Linked DNA regions of Homo sapiens: region 1 is linked to region 2. A link is a contact called in ENCODE Hi-C or POLR2A ChIA-PET data. All regions are on one chromosome and are shown on one strand. The core of a region is the stretch at or near the end of the contact, and the rest is flanking DNA. Distances in the headings are between cores, read along the strand shown. Region 1 has its middle 56 kb from the start of LPP-AS2. Region 2 overlaps LOC107986166 (a long non-coding RNA gene).

Region 1 (3,257 bases), core at 677-3,176, 71 kb after region 2:
ATGGCACATACTAATTCTACTCGTTTCTTTCTGCATGGTCTAGTCAAATGTTCCCAGGTAAAATGAGTGCCTTTAACTCTAAAAAGGGAGGAAAAGTCTGTGGGCAGGTGCATTTAAAGCCCCCAAGGCATGAGTCCATGGTTACTAGTCTACATTTCGGACTTTTGTTGTGAAAGTGACTTCTGGGGACAAGCAACCTAGAGGCCTGCCAAGACCCCCCGGGACTGGCACCCAGGGATCAGTGTTCAAGGACAGGCAGTTCTCTCAGGAGCTGGGATGAGACCTTGAACAGGTGACTCCCTTGTTCTGGGCCTCAGTTTTCCTATCAGTAAAATGAGGGAGCTGGACTGAATGACCAGATTGCAATTTTTTAAACATCAAAATCCTTCTTAAAAATAAAATCTTATGCTGATCCCCAATGTATAAAAGCAGATAAAAATGAAACTGCTCTAACTGAAGGGCCGCTCCCCCTTCCCACCTCGAGCCAGTTGTTCAGCCTCCAGCTCACTGGTGTGAAACTCTCCGAATTAAAATAATCTATGGTTCTATATAATGAGATTAACTTGTTAGATCTAGAAAAAAATAAGAGGCTAAGTAGGGTAGCTGGATTGCAGGGCAGGGGCCTTGGAGATGGGAGAGGGCTAGGTGGGGAGAAGGTGGAAAAGGTGTTTGTACTGACAGAGCTCTTAGCAACCTGGTCTTCCACCTCAAATTCCCAAAGAAGAAACTGAGGCCAGACTGTTAAGATATAAACTTTGTAACTTTTTGACCCAGGAAGTTTTGAGAATCATAATAAGGAAATGATTATAGAGTGATTTGAGCTCTTCAAAGACAAGCAGTATTTAAAATACAAGGTATTATTACCTCCACAGAGCTCTCTTTTGATTACCACTGTGCTTGAAAATGTGGGCAGGCCACTTTTATTTTCCAAAACTCAGGTGTTTAAAAAAATATTCACACGTACAATCCCTATACTCAACTCTTATAAGCTAATTGTCAGCTTCCTTGTCACTGGATAATTGTAATGTTCAAAGAGATATTATACTCACTTTATCAGCTAAATTGGCCGTGCCCCTGATAAAGACATTGATCCCTCCAGCTCACACTCTCTTGCCATAATTTGAAGGATGGTTAAATTTGAAATATTATATTTGAAATTTTAAATGAAAGTACCAAATATCATTCGACAGAGGTGCTAGGCAGGAACTGATCTCTAAAAGACCCTAAATAAATCAGGGCAGCCCTGGGTTAGTTGGTTTCTTGATACAGGGTTGGGTGTTGAAACTCAGAAGTCAACCAAAAACAGTTTCAAACAATTTCAGGGTGTTTTTTCAAAACTGAACTGCTCCAGCACTCAGCCTGCCATGGCAGAGCAAAGTCAGGACTCAGAGTTAGAAGATGGGATTCAAGTCCCAGTTCTATTGCACATGGACTGGTCAACCTTAAAGAATTCTTTCACTTCTCTGGTCCTAGGTTTTCTCCTAGTAAATTGGGATCATTTCCTTGCCCTGCCTATTTCACAGGTCTCCTCTAAGGATGAAAATTGAGTGACACAGAAAGCCATGTGTGACTTTGAATGAATGGAGGCTAAGACTACAGGCTCTGAATGGAATCAGACAGACCTGGGTTCAAATTTTGATACTGCTACTTAATAGCAGTGTACATTGCTTATTTGCTCTGAATCATAGGTTCCTCATCAGGGATATGAGGTTATTAATAGCATTTTTCTCACCTGGTTGTTTTGAGGATTTAAAGCACTGGCCCCTCGTAAAGGCTGAGTGGGTGTTGCCATTTATTAAAAAGCTGTAACAGTCCATGTGCCCAATAAGTTACTGTTGTTTTTTCATAGTTCTGCTTTCTGTGCACAACAGAACTAAAGATAACCATGTATCTATTGTCTCTGAACTGCCTGAGTACTCTTACTAGAACGAAAGAAAAAAGGAAATACACTGTGGCCCAGAATGGGGCTCCAGAGAAATCCAAAATGAGCTGTGGTCTAAAAGCGACTTCTCTCCAAGCCTATTTTTAACTGGCTGTGAACTTCTCTAATACGCAAAGAGTGATGCTGGGCTCTCTGAATAGCTCTGCTGACGAGCTGCTGCCCGCTTCTGCTACTATGTGAATTTATGGAGTCCTGGTCTCGCACTTCATTAAGGAAATATACGATGGTGCTGAGACAGGGGGCCAGACACCAATAACTCCCATCCCAATCTCCCAGTTATAAATCTTAGTGCCTCACTCACTAAGGGAAGAGGAGTAACTGAAGAGATATTATCACCTGCTCCTTTGTCATGGGCTGTCCTTTTTAAGTTGTTTGCAACAGACAACTTTATTAAGAGACCACCAAACAAAAGTCCTGGCCAAAAGCAGACTCCCAAATTTGTTAGGAATATTTTCAGTTGCAGGTAACAGAAAAAGTGAACCACAGCATCTTGAACAAACGGAAGTTTATTTTTTTCACATAAGATATTCAGAGACAGATGATTGCTGGTGCTAGTTCAGAGGCACAATACACTTGCTCCAACTCTATTCAGTGGAAACCCTCTGCACTTTTTCCTCATGATTGTATTCTGGCTGCAGAAGCTCCAGTCATCATACATACAATCCAGTGAACAGAAAAAAAGAAAGAAAAACGGTGGTATCCATGTCAGGGAATTAAAATGTTACTCAGGATTCATCCTTGCAGCGGTTTTTACCTTATTGGCTAGAATTGGGTCAAATGGTCACCCTTGTTTTGAAGGTGATTAGGAATAAGAAGGTTGGAAATGAGCATGAGATCAACCAAGAGTGTCTGCTACAGCTTCCAATAAAGGCCAGCTGAAGGAAGGAACAAAAGTGAATGATTATGTAATGACTAAAGAAACAGATGAGGCCGGGCGCGGTGGCTCACGCCTGTAATCCCAGCACTTTGGGAGGCCGAGGCGGGCGGATCCTGAGGTCAGGAGATCGAGACCACGGTGAAACCCCGTCTCTACTAAAAATACAAAAAATTAGCTGGGCGTAGTGGCGGGCGCCTGTAGTCCCAGCTACTGGGGAGGCTGAGGCAGGAGAATTGCGTGAACCCGGAAGGCGGAGCTTGCAGTGAGCCGAGATCATTCCACTGCACTCCAGCCTGGGTGACAGAGCGAGACTCGGTCTCCAAAAAAAAAAAAAGAAACAGATGAATGAATGCTTGACACAGAGATCTACTCTTTGACTCAGCTCACATGCCATTTTTTTCTAATCCCCTATCCATCATACCTCCCTATCCCCTTGCT
Region 2 (2,922 bases), core at 328-2,827:
ATTCTACAATTAGCCAAGATACTCAGTTCAGTTTCCTTGAAATAAAAAGATGTGTGGAGTCTTTCAGGACAGGAAGAGAATATTAGTATTACCACCCAAGAGCATTAGATGTGGAGTCAAAACAACCACAGTCAAGTTCAAATTCTAATACTAACTACCAGGTGACTTGAGCAAGTCTCTTAGTCCTTCCATAGGGCTCCCAGACTGGAACTATATAGATATACTGATTTTTCTTTAAAAACATAAGGGATATGAAAGATCAATGTGCATTTACCTAAAATACCACCAAAGCAGTCATATGTTATATAGCACATAGCTTTAAGTCATCTCTAGACAAGAATCACAATAACTAATAACCAGTCTTGGTTAGAATGACATTGATGAAACTGATTTTCTTTTTCTTTTTGTCTTTATGTCTGCTGTTTGTTGTTTTATTTGATATATGTGAAATAAAACATACACTGACGCACAAAGTGCGTAAGTCATAAATGTACAGTTTAACATATTATTGCAATGTAAGCCCCAGTGTAAGCCCCACCCAAGTGAAGAACTGGAAAAGAGCCAGCACCTCGAAGGACCGATGTGCCGCTTCCCAATCACACTGCCTTTCTTGCCCTGGAGTCACCACTCTCCTGATGTTACTGTGATCATTTCCTTGATTTGCTGTATAGTTTTACCACCTAAGTTTGCATTAACAATACCGTTTACTTGTGTTTAGTTTTGAACTTATATAAATGGAATCATACAGGAAAAATTGTCATGTTATGATGGTTGTAAAAAACATTTTGTAAAGTGTAAAATATGCATGAGTAAATGACATTATTATCAGCAATCCTATTATGTGGGAACATAGACATTGAGTTGCAACCATCTAAAGCAGGTGGCTGATCTCATAATTTTGATGTTAAGTCATTTGCAGTCAGGTCTAGACATCCTCACCTCTCCAGATAGTCAGCCTAAGCTCACGGACAAGGATCCACTGAAGCTCTGTATTTGTGACTTCTTGTGCCACCTGGATGGAAAAATACTCACCCAAGGCTGAAGGGGTCCATAAACACCTGCTTTGTTCATAAACAAGCAGGCTTCCCTCTGTTGAGTGAGTTCCCCAGTTATTATCAAGGCTCTAAGGTCATAACTGGTTAATTGTTGGCTAGAAATCAATACACACAGAGTGATGATTTTTGATAAGAGCTTATAATAAGCAAGTTCAAGTTCAAAAGACTTGCTGTCTTTTTGCTCTTACATGCTGAAGAAAAGGTGCTGATCTCTTTTGTTGGAAAAAACCATAGCCCCACTCATGCTGCTAGCTAAATTAAGAACTACTTAATATTTTTAATAGGGCTTTGGCCAATTCATTTTGTCCTTATGCCCAGGTATTCAAACACTACCTAGAATTTTTTTTTAATTGCAAGCAAATTCATCAACCTATTCTCTGGCATCATGAGGCCTCAGGGTTATAGCTACCCTTTGTCCCAGTTTTGAAACAATCTTGCCATTCTTTGATGTTAGCGGCTACCTTGTGAACTGATCCATGGGGCTCCCAGTGCCTGAGGCTGAGGCTCAGTATCACCATGGGTTTCCCAGCTGGCATTTGGCCAAAGCTTGCCATTCCTCCTGTGCAGCCACCCATGCATGTGTACATGAGTACACGCATGTGTGAATGGGTGGGTGTGTTCAAGCGTGTGTAGGCATACTGTCTGCTCATTCCACAAGTAGCATTACTGTGGATGGTAGCAATAACAGTAAGAATGCTTTTCATATAGTAAATGTTGGGTAAATGAGTGAACAAATGAGTAACGCTTCAACAGGCTTTCTACCCGAACATTCCTCTTCTCACAACTGAGCCCGTCTGAATTCCACCTTCGGGCTCAAAACTGCCATTCCAAGGACTAATTCAAGACTTAGTCAAGTAGAATTTCAGGGGCTTTAGTCCAGATTCTCAAAAGATTCAGAATTCATTGTACCTGGCCAATCCTCCCATGATGATGTTCAGTCCAAATTTGGATCACTGCTTTGTTTCTCTCCATAGAAGCCAGGTGCACTCCTCCTTGAGTATCTGGAGCACTTGCTACTCAGCCTGGAGACCTTGTTAACTATTTCCATTCCCATAGACAGTGGACATCATCTTCCTAAATTCAAGTAACTAGGACTGACTTCTTATGCTACTCAGACTCTGCCCAAATTAACATGTGGCTTTGTCTCATTATTGGAAGATTCTTTGCCAAAACCTTTACCTTTCTCTGGTCCTCCCTGATCCTGACCAAAGCCACTTCTTATCATACTCTCCACATGCCGCATCTATTCACTGGAATTTCTCACCTCACTAGCATCTTGGTCTGTCCTCAGAACATCATGATGGGCATCTCTAATTTCCAGTTCCACTACTGTCCTGATCTGCCCTTTCCATTGCCTACTGAAAGGCCTTCAAATTTTAAATTAAATATAACCAAAAATTTAATTTTTTTTCTTTTTTCCCCAAAGTGCCTTGGAAATTTATAAATAATAAATTTTAAAAATAAACTTTCAAAGTAAGTAAATAAGCAAAAAGAAAACAATCATAAACTTTGTGAAAGTATGGGTACAAATGGAAAGACATACCATGTTTTTGGATTGGAAGACTGGGTACAGTCAAGAAGTCAATTCTTTACAAATTGATAAATAGAGTTAATAAAATTCCAATCAAAATCCCTAGAAAGATTTTTTTTAATGTGTAAAGAAACTGATTCTAAAGGTTATATGGAAATACAAGGAACTAGAATAATCAAAACGAGTCTGAAAAAGAAGAATAAAGTTGGAGGATTGGCCCTGCCTCCCTGCCTGATTTCACAGCCTATTATACAGTAATCAGAAAGTGTGGTATTAGCAAACAAATAGACACATAGATCACTGAGAAAGAATAAAGACTCCAGAAATACGCTTATA

What was found. A loop is a pair of places that touch in the nucleus more often than their neighbours do. ChIA-PET counts read pairs that join two places held with the same protein, here RNA polymerase II (POLR2A). Pooled maps may share reads with other maps.
Region 1: a pooled map shows a loop between it and region 2 (2.8-fold over the local background). The contact joins two enhancer-like sites. A Hi-C loop is called at or near these places in 1 of 168 maps with a recorded cell type or tissue (Caco-2) and 1 of 50 pooled maps. POLR2A ChIA-PET finds 5 or more read pairs at or near these places in 3 of 52 experiments (Caco-2, H1 and MCF 10A).

Annotation. Positions count from the first base shown.
Region 1 is chr3:188,096,010-188,099,266 of GRCh38, forward strand. No RefSeq gene overlaps it. Among named protein-coding and RNA genes, the nearest start is that of LPP-AS2, 56 kb to the right of the region's middle. Within about 2 kb of position 1,927, at least 4 of the 41 ENCODE cell types and tissues checked have a DNase peak (open chromatin) inside an H3K27ac peak, as active enhancers do.
Region 2 is chr3:188,025,199-188,028,120 of GRCh38, forward strand. All of the region lies in intron 2 of LOC107986166 (a long non-coding RNA gene), which reads right to left. Among named protein-coding and RNA genes, the nearest start is that of LINC01991, 50 kb to the left of the region's middle. Within about 2 kb of position 1,578, at least 3 of the 41 ENCODE cell types and tissues checked have a DNase peak (open chromatin) inside an H3K27ac peak, as active enhancers do.